Regions from separate parts of the Homo sapiens genome. Here regions 1 and 2 are each linked to region 3. The links are chromatin contacts, found by Hi-C or POLR2A ChIA-PET in ENCODE. All regions are on one chromosome and are shown on one strand. Each heading gives the region's core, a stretch centred on a gene start or an enhancer-like site at or near the end of the contact. The rest is flanking DNA. Distances are from core to core; before and after follow the strand shown. Region 1 holds the start of PARD6B (par-6 family cell polarity regulator beta). Region 2 holds the start of UBE2V1 (ubiquitin conjugating enzyme E2 V1). Region 3 holds the start of PREX1 (phosphatidylinositol-3,4,5-trisphosphate dependent Rac exchange factor 1).

Evidence for each region. A loop is a pair of places that touch in the nucleus more often than their neighbours do. ChIA-PET counts read pairs that join two places held with the same protein, here RNA polymerase II (POLR2A). Pooled maps may share reads with other maps.
Region 1: a pooled map shows a loop between it and region 3 (9-fold over the local background). The contact joins the promoter of PARD6B here to the promoter of PREX1 in region 3. A Hi-C loop is called at or near these places in 5 of 50 pooled maps.
Region 2: a map of CD8-positive, alpha-beta T cell shows a loop between it and region 3 (8-fold over the local background). The contact joins the promoter of UBE2V1 here to the promoter of PREX1 in region 3. A Hi-C loop is called at or near these places in 1 of 168 maps with a recorded cell type or tissue (CD8-positive, alpha-beta T cell) and 5 of 50 pooled maps. POLR2A ChIA-PET finds 5 or more read pairs at or near these places in 1 of 52 experiments (WTC11).

The regions. Positions count from the first base shown.
Region 1 is chr20:50,730,306-50,733,499 of GRCh38, reverse strand. PARD6B (par-6 family cell polarity regulator beta) reads right to left here and starts at 1,920. Exons shown (of 3, transcript NM_032521.3): 1 at 1,648-1,920. The coding sequence starts at 1,713. RefSeq lists silencers at 1,478-2,267, 2,368-2,577 and an enhancer at 2,768-2,817.
Region 2 is chr20:50,111,723-50,114,874 of GRCh38, reverse strand. It overlaps UBE2V1 (ubiquitin conjugating enzyme E2 V1), which reads left to right and starts at 1,725. Exons shown (of 4, transcript NM_001032288.3): 1 at 1,725-1,768. The coding sequence starts at 1,747. The region is part of intron 5 of PEDS1-UBE2V1 (PEDS1-UBE2V1 readthrough); the gene reads left to right. RefSeq lists enhancers at 806-1,373, 1,378-1,487 and a silencer at 1,658-2,197.
Region 3 is chr20:48,826,552-48,829,556 of GRCh38, reverse strand. It overlaps PREX1 (phosphatidylinositol-3,4,5-trisphosphate dependent Rac exchange factor 1), which reads left to right and starts at 1,558. Exons shown (of 40, transcript NM_020820.4): 1 at 1,558-1,915. The coding sequence starts at 1,697. RefSeq lists silencers at 905-1,584, 1,995-2,064.

The sequences.
Region 1 (3,194 bases), core at 671-3,170, 1.9 Mb before region 3:
TTACTAATTCTGAAACTAGTGCCAATCCTCATGTAAGTGCCAAGCCGTTTTTGTTTTTGTTTTGTTTTGTTTTTTGAGATGGAGTTTTGCTCTTGTTGCCCAGGCTGGAGTGCAATGGTGCAAACTTGGCTCACTGCAACCTCCACCTCCCGGATTCAAGCGATTCTCCTGCCTCAGCCTCTCAAGTAGCTGGGATTACAGGCATGTGCCACCACGGCCGGCTAAAAATTTTTTGTATTTTTAGTAGAGATGGGGTTTCATCATGTTGGCCAGGCTGGTCTGGCACTCCTGACCTCAGGTGATCCACCCGCCTCGGCCTCCCAAAGTGCTGGGGTTACAGGCGTGAGCCACCGCGCCCAGACTCAAATCACATTTTTTAATGATGTTACAAACGAATGTCGATTTTCTCGATGTGATTCTCAGTTACAGAAACTTACAGAACTTTGCTTATCAACCCTAGACAATAAAACTATTCTACCTAGAGGCTCTAGGAAGCTTTCCTTACTCCACTGTACCTCACTCAAATCACTCCTTGATTTTACATACTCCTTAGTAGTCTTACCATCTATGATGCTCCATTACTTTTTTTTTTTGAAATTGATATACTTTCAATTTTCTCCTTTTCTGTGTTTTGGCCTTCTCAATTCTATTTTAAATGTTCTCAGGGCCCAGCCAGTGTCCTGTTTTGTATTCTGCAATGTCTAGAAGTTATTAAAAAGGCATGAAGGCTTTGCAAAAAAACAGCTTGAGGAAGTCATAACCTTTCTAAGCCTCAGTCTTCTCAGAGAATTGGGCTAGATTATCTAAGCTCCTTTTAACTCTTCAACTCAAGAAACGCTTGCTGAAAGTGTTCCCTTGGCTGCCGATCACCTTCAAATTCCAGCTCAAAACCCCCTTTGGAAGGCATTCCCTAACTAATCCCTCCCTACAGACTACCCTGCTCACTGAGCCTTGAGATTTAGAAATTCAGTGAATACCGAAGTAATTATCAGCAGATTGGCATACCGTTGGTCAAGGGGAAAAGCACTTGATGTGAGTAGGTAGCAGGATGGAATGAAAAGAGCATCTAGAGTCAAACTGTAAAGTGCTACTCCAACGTAAGGTGATAGTACTAATTTTACAGATTAAATGCATACCAAAGTTAGTGCTAGAAAGAGCGCCAGCAGGAAGCAAAGCGAACTTTTAAAGGGCTGTTTAGTTCACTGGGCTCTCTCCTTCGCCACTCGATGCGCCCCTTAACCACAGAAAGTGGGAACAACGGGGTGGTCCAGGGCCCTTTACTCACAGCCCAGCAGGCAGGATTCTCCTACACCTTTTGAGCAGCCTCGCATTTCACTCAGTGTGCGCCATCCTTGGATATACCTTGGCCCCTACTCCCGTCCGTGAACACGGGAATGAGATTTACGGAATGAGATTAAATGCTGGACTAGGTCTTCTTCCTGCCCGGGCCAGGGGCGGACACTAGCGCCCCCTGACCCCCGCCACCCCCTCCTCGGCAAGTTTATTACCCACAGTCTCCCGACCGCACCGTCCAGACCCCGGGGCAGCTCAGCCCGTCGCCTCCCCCGGCGCTCCGAGCCTGGCCCGGCCTCTCCCAGGCCCCGGCCCCCCAGGCCCGCCGCTCCGCCCAGCCCGGGCCCCGCGCACCTTGCTCTTCACCTCCATAGTGCCCAGGCAGCCGCTGCCCGCCCCGTGCCGGTGGCTGCGGTTCATGCTGAACGCCGAGCCCCGCGACGGCCTCCTCCGGCCGGGCGGCCCCTCAGGAGCGCGGGGAGCGAGTGCGCGACTGGGGATCTCGGAAAGCGGTTGCGGCCCGGGCGCCTCCTCACAGGCACCTGCAGAGGGGGCGGCCGCAGCTCCGGCGTCCGCGCTGAGCTCCACTCCACCAGCTGCTCACACGGCGGGACCGAGGGTCGGACTGGTGGCGCGGCAGGCGGGGAAGCAGCTCCCTCCCTCCGGGCCCCGGCGGCGACGGCGACAGCGCTGGAGGAGAGGAGGGGGCGGAGCGGAGGCCACAAGCGCCGCAACCTCTCCCTCTGCCGCCTCCCCCGCGAGCCCGCGCGCGCGCACCCGAGCGGACCACAGCCGCGGCGCGTGCGCGCGCTCACCTGCAGCCCCCGAAGATGCCGCAATCCCTCGCGTTCCGCCCACACCCAATAGAAAGCGCGCACCTGCGCCCGCGGCGCCAACCAATCGATACACGCCTCGCGCGGTGCGTGGGCGGGCTGCCTCCTCAAAACCCCGCCTACCACCGCACGATTGGTCCTGCGCTACGAGGGAGGGGCGGGATCACCTGAAGCCATGGCCCTCCGCCCCGCTTCAGGCCGGAGAGCCAGAAGGCGCATGCGCGGGTGCTGGAGTTTCCGCCCCGGGAAGGCACGCGGGGAGGCCGGCCGGAAGCGCGAGCGCACCTGAAGAAGGGCTCGGCTGGGTGGGCCTTTTGCGCACGCGCGAGCGCGCGCCTGGTTGCCCGGCTCCGCCGGGGCTCGCGCCGCTTAGCGCGCGCCAGTCACACGCACGGTCCAGGGGATTGGATGCGCCGCCCGTCCGGTTGCCGAGGCGCTGCGGGGCTATTCGGTTCCAGCCGGGCCCCCTTCCCGCTTCCACTTTGGGATGCTGCAGCCCCCAACGACGCCCCTCCACCGCCCCTTATCGTTGCTTAGGCGTCCCGCTGCAACTCTTGGTTGCAAAATTCAAGTTTTCCCGCCTCTGCAGCGGTTGCTGGGGGAGAAGCTTAGGGCTCTCTTGGCTTCATTTTGTCCGAAGAGACTCTGCACGCCTTAAGTCCGTCAGGTCGAGAGGGAAGGAAAGTGGGCTGAGGCGCGGGAAGGCTCCTTGCAGGCCCAGCCTCCCTGAGGATTTCTAGTCCAGTCTTTCAGGGCTTTTTTTTTTTTTCTTTAAAAGTCTTCCTTTTCCCTCCTCCCGCCATTCCTTGGCCATTCGCTGTTTCTACAAATGACAGCCTCTAGGTTGTGTTCGTTTCCCGGAGTGACCAAGCTGTGTCCCAGAGCAACAAAACGCTGAATCCTCCTCTCTGAACGTCCCAGAGCCCGGCCTCTCTTCACACAGACCCTGTGGGTCATGGGGAGGAGAGGAGAAGACTGAAGCTTTTGGCTGGAGGAGATTCCCAGGTCCCAAGGTCTCCCTGTGGGACCCGGGAATCCAAGAGCTGTTGAAACCTGCAAGCCAGGAAG
Region 2 (3,152 bases), core at 476-2,975, 1.3 Mb before region 3:
AGGCTGGTCTGGAACTCCTGACCTCAGGTGATCTGCCCACCTCGGCCTCCCAAAGTGCTGGGATTACAGGTGTGAGCCACCATGCCCTGCCCTAGGGTGCAGATTTTAAGGAGTCACTCACCTGCAGCGCTGTGCAAGTGCGGAGTCAGGACCTGAGTGAAAGCCCCGTTAAATCTGACCACCCCATCCTCGTCCCTGCCCTGGGTGCAGAGCCTGGTGCACAGGGTGTCCAGGCATCCTGCTTTGCCCTGGAGAGCCCTGGTTTCCACTTGTCCTGGTGAGATTATAATAAGTCCCCTTTTAATCTGATGTGTGTCCTCATTAGGTGATAATTCTATGGTCGCTCAACTTGTAAAGTTTGTATTTTATCCAGAGGGAATGGGGAGCCACTGAAGGCTTTAGCTGGAGGGTGTTTTGAGCAGATGTTGGTCTATATGGAGAATGGGCCATAGGGGAGAGAATGGAAGCTGCTGGGGTCTTCCAAGTGGGAGATAAAGGCAGCTTGCCCTGAGTGGAGAAGTGAACGGAGTGGAGAGATGCAGAGTAGGCACTGCTATCAGACAAAGGTGATGAATTGGATGTGCTGGGTGAGGGCTTCCAGCTTCCTTGTCCCTCTATGTTTAGAGTCCTGGTCCTTCTGCCAGTATTTTGCTCTGTGACCTTAAGCCAGTCCCTTCACCTCTCTCAGCCTCAGTGTCTACATCCATATAAGGGCTTCTCAGACAATTTATAATAAAGGAGGAGTACCTTCTTGGGTTTATTTATTTGCAAAAATATTTCCCAAGGGCCTTTGCACAAGCTGTTCCCTCTACCTCCTCATTGTTACGGTCTCTGCTGAAATATGACCACCTTAGGAGGCCCTTCCTGACCATCCTCTGCTGCTCTTGTCTTGGTTTATCTCTACCCTATCAGAATTATAGTTTCCTGTTTATTTACTTGCTGTCTACGACTAGAATGTAAGTCCCTGAAAGCAGGGATTTGCTTCTTCAGAGATGTCTATCCATCCCCAGCGCCTAGCACAGTGTCTGGTACATAGTAGGTGCTTAATGTTTGTTTGTTTGGTTGAATGAATGAATGAACGAATGAATGAATGAATGAATGAATGAATTGGGTAGATGGTTAGCAAATGCTTTCCCTGCCACCTTAATGCCCCTAAATCATTTAGCTGCACCCACTCCAAGCCTTCTCTGGCCGGGGAGCATCAATCCTAGGAGCCAGATCATCTGACCTGGAGGGTGATGATTCAAAAAATTTGAACCTGGAGGTTAAAATTCTGCCTGTCTCTGCCACTTAACAGCTGAGTTTAGATAAATCGCTTGATCTCTCTCGGCTGCATTTTTCACATTAATTCTGACCTTGCGGAGATGTGGTGAGGATCTAGATAGGAACTAGACAGGAAAAAGCCCCAAGCGAATTCGGCGCTTTTGTTTGAAGCTATATTTTCTTTTTCTTTCACAATCGCGCCTTCCCAAGCCTAGTCACCCCTGCCCTTCTCACTAAGCACATCACAACCTCCCTCGCACCCGATGTGTGGGGACTTGCAGGTTGCTGGGCCCTCGAGCACGCAGATATTTCCTTTCTCTAAAAGGGAAGGAAAAGAGCCTTCCAGGCCACGGGTCGTGCAGGTCTCCGGGGCGGGCGTCAGCGGCGGCGTATGTGCGTGCGCGCGCGCCTGCGCATCAGGGCCGGGGGACGGGTAAGGGGGGGGTGAAGAAGGGGCCGGCCTTCAAGCAAGAGCGACGCAAGATGGCAGCCACCACGGGCTCGGGTGAGCGGGGGCGCCGGGCCCGGCCGGCCGAGGGGGCATGGGCTTGGGCCGGGGGCCGGGGACCCTCAAAGCCTCCTGCAGCGGAGCCAGGGTCCCCGCGCCGCCTCTGTCTGCTGGGCTCCGCGGCAGCCACCGGCGCGGCCTGACCGGGGGAGGAGGAGCAGGCGGTGGCCGGAAGCACGGGCGGGGGGCTGAGGGGCCTGTGGGCGGCGCGGCGAGGCCCTGAGGCTCCCCCGGGAGGCGTGAGGGCCCTCTGTGCTGTCTGGGGGAGCCGGAGTGGGCGAGGAGCGAGCTCCGAGGCACTCCTGAGGATACCGGGGCTGGCGACTCTTAAGGGGCGATCTAGAGGTCCCCTAGAGGAGGCGCCCCACAGCGGATGGAAGTCCCATACTGGGTGCCAGGGGTGCGGCTGAGAGGGGCCTTGGGATGTCTGGAGGGGACATCAGAGAAGCCCTTCAGGCTGGATGGAAGAAACGGGATCCTGAGGGGGTGACTTGAGAGGATCCCCTATCGGTTGAGGGAACGGCTCCGGCGTTAGTTTTAGAGATGGGGTTAGCTGAGGAAATAGCTATGTTGACTAGAAAGGAGGAGCCTTGGAGCAGCTGCTTTTGGGGAGAATGAAGGGGGTCTCCGCATGATAAGTGAGAGGAGGGAAAAGGATTCAGATGCCAGAGGGACCTAATAGCGGTGATAGTGAAATGACCCCATCATTACCAGTCTCCTGTTCGAGGATACAGATGGATTGCTTCAAGTTAGGTTTCAGGGGACAAGGTCCGAGTGGGGCAGTTGGTGGAAGCCTCTGATATTGGATGAGGGAGAACAGATGAATTGGGAGCCCCGAGGATGTCTCTTTGGGAGTGGGGATTCAACTGAGGGAAGCCCCTGAAATGAGGGAGTGGAAAAGGTCGGGTTCCGGAGATGTTTCCTGTAAAGGAGAAAAGTCTCCTCTTTTTGAATTGAGTGAGGGAAGCATATCCTAGAAGTGTCTCTTCTGTGGAGACGCTCACTCTCATCGACTCCTTTAATAATTGGGACAGATATGTGGGTTCAGCTCAGAAGTTCCCCACTGGCTGATGGGAGTAGGGAGGTGAATAGATGAAATGGGAACTCTTGGGTGAGGCTGCACCCTCAGGTGCCTGGCAGTGAAGTTGGCCAAGGAGGTTCTCTCAGATGGGGTGAAAATGGGTTACCTCTCTGATGGAGGAAGCAAACAGGGCCACAGTGTTCCCCACTGTGGGGCTGCAGGGACACCAGCCTGAGTACAGCAATCATTGGCATATTTAAGGCCACAGCAGCGGCAGTGTTGGGAAGGAATTGGTGATCCATGGGAAATAGGGTGAGGGGAATTCTTTATAAATGTTGCTACTCTGCGGTCTCAAGGAGC
Region 3 (3,005 bases), core at 309-2,808:
TACTCCCTGCCCAGGGGAACTTCACTCAGCCCAAGGCCCAGATCAAATGCTACCTTGCCCATGATCCCAAAGAAAGAAGTCAGAGAGGGCAGAAGCCACCCCATTCTCTCCCTGTGTCCTTAGGCACTTACAGTATTGAGAGGCCAATGGGAGGAAAATCCTAGGCTTTTGGAACAGGAATAAATAAGCAATGTTTCTGTCCATAAAATGACTACAGTCTAGAGGCGGATACTATGTGGATCACTTTATCCCCTGCAGAGACGATACAATCTCTGGTCCGGAAACACGGGTGATTAGGGATTGTATGGGCCATTTGAGAGTGGGGCCAGGCTTAGAGGGCCGTTCACACATGCAATAATAGTAAGAACAAACATTTACAGAGAACTTTCTAGGTGTTGGGCTTCACACATGCAATAATAGTAAGAACAAACATTTACAGAGAACTTTCTAGGTGCTAAGTACTTCCCATGGAACCCCGGGGAGGACCTTGGAGCTAGGTACCATGATCGTTCCCGTTATACTGATGAAAACACTGAGGATCTTGAAGCAAGGAAACCAGCCCAAGGCCACCCGGCCAGCAAGTGGGGAGCTAGGATTTGAACCTGAGCAGCTGACTCTAGGCCCCAGAACTTCCTCCCCTCTCCATACCTTCCGATAAGGCGGGTGATGATCAACATTGCCCAGAGCAACCTGACAAGAAGCTGGGTTTCCCAAGGCCTTATCCCATGGGGTGGGTGGATGGAAGGGGGAGCAGGCAGGGTACCTGCCACTTGATCAATAACTCAAGAGCAGGTAATAATTTCTTCTGGGAAAGGTGGAAAGGGCAGGGTCAGGGGGCAAAGAAGTTCAGAAAGAAAAGGAAGGAAGGAAAGAGAGAGATGGGAAAGGAAACGGGAAAGAGAAAAGTGAGAGCGAGCGCGCGCCACGCATGTTCCTTCCCAAGGTCGTGGTAGCACCGAGGGCACCGCGAGGGCCCGGCGTTCCCGGGAGGGGCCGTCACTGCCCAGAGAGGGGCCGTCACTGCCCAGGCAGCGGTCGCCCCTGACTTCCCGGGGCCGCGGAGGCGCGCGTGGCGGGGCTGGCTTGCCCCCGAGCGGCTCCGCAGCGAGCTTTCCCAGCCCGGTGTTTACTTGGCCCGAGCAGCGGCCGGACCTGCAAGCAGGAGCCTGCGCGCGGCGGGTGTCGCGTGTGCCGGGTGGGAGTGGCGTAGCCCGCGGTGACTGCGGGTTGGGGGGGCGCCACGCGTCCGGGCGCGGAGTTGGTACGCTCGGTTCGGCGTGCGCGCGGCCTCGGACTCCCGGCTCCGCGGGGCCCTTCCGGAGGCTCCCGCCCGACCCCCGAGCTTCCGACGGAGGCGCCGAGCGCCGCGCCGCGTCCCCAGGGGCCCCGTGCACGCGCAGAGCGCCTCTGCGGCCGAGCGCGGCGTGGCACTTGGCAGACGGTCCCTGGCGCGGGGGCGGGGGGCCAGCCGTCTGGGAGCCCCGAGGGCCGCCCCCTCCCGCCCCTCGCCCGGCCCCCGCGCGCTGCCTCCGCCCCCGGCCCAGCCGCCCGGCCCCCAGTCCCGCCCGCCGCGCCGGGAGCCCGGCCCGCCGCTGAGCCCGGCCCGCCGGCGCGCCCCGTCCGGGATGGGGCGCCTGGACGCCTGAGTTGCCGCTCGGCGCGACGGAAGGAGCCGGCGCCGCGCGGCCGCGCTAGAATGGAGGCGCCCAGCGGCAGCGAGCCCGGCGGCGACGGGGCCGGGGACTGCGCCCACCCGGACCCCCGGGCCCCTGGCGCCGCGGCGCCCAGCTCCGGCCCCGGCCCGTGCGCGGCCGCCCGGGAGTCCGAGCGCCAGCTGCGCCTCCGCCTCTGCGTCCTCAACGAGATCTTGGGCACCGAGAGGGACTACGTGGGCACCTTGCGCTTCTTGCAGTCGGTGAGTGTCGCTCGGGAGCTTGGGGACAGCTTTCCCTCCAGCCGCTCGCCCCGCTGCGGTCCCCACAACCTGTGGCCGTGGTCCCCGTGGGTGGAGAATTGCCTCGGGGGCGCCCCGCAGGGCGCGCGGAAAGCGGGGGGGATCCGAGCTCCTCCAGAGCTGTCGCGTCGCCTCCCTCCCTGGCCGGCGCACGGTCCTGCTCCGACCGGGGCTCTCCCGCACTCCACTTCCCCGCGGCGCGCGCTGCCCTTTTGTCTTTTCTTCCCCGTCCCCGCCTTTCAAATAGTTTTAAAATTAGTTACATCCGCGATGCAGGGGCTTGGGGACCCCGGCGGCGCCGGGAGCTGGCGCTCCTGCGTCTTTTTCCCAGGAATAACTACGCGCCCGGTGCACCACTCATCTAGGACATACCGTAGGAGCCCCAGAGCCCAACGTCCCTGCGCGTTGATGGAGTAGGATAAAACCTGAAGCTCAGAGGAGGGGCGGGGATTGACAGAACCCCAGGGTAGAATCCCCCATGCACAGGTTTTTGCTGGAGTTCGGGGAGAGTGGGTTTCGAACTCAAAACTCGGCAGTCCAGGCTCCCTAACTGCATCCACCCCCACCAACTCCCCATCTCCAAGTGCAAAACCACGGCCTCAGACTTTGTAAAATAACAACCGACCACTTACTATGTGCCAGACACCTTACATGTGTCATTAATTAGCAGGTTTAACCTTCACAGGCGGTCTATGAAGTAGGGACGAGTATTTCCCCCATTTTTAATTAAAAAAATTTTTTTTTGAGACGGAGTCTCCCTCAGTCACCCAGGCTGGAGTACAGTGGCGCAATCTCGGTTCACTGCAACCTCCGCCTCCCGGGTTCAAGCAATTCTCTTGCCTCAGCCTCCCGAGTAGCTGGGATTACAGGCACGCGCCAGCCACCACGGCCGACTAATTTTTGTATTTTTATCAGAGAGGGGATTTCACCATGTTGGCCATGCTGGTCTTGGACTCCTGGCCTCAAGTGATCCGCCGACCTCGGCCTCCAAAGTGCAGGGATTACAGGCGTGAGCTACTGGGTCCTGCCTCCTCCGTTTTTAAGATTGGGA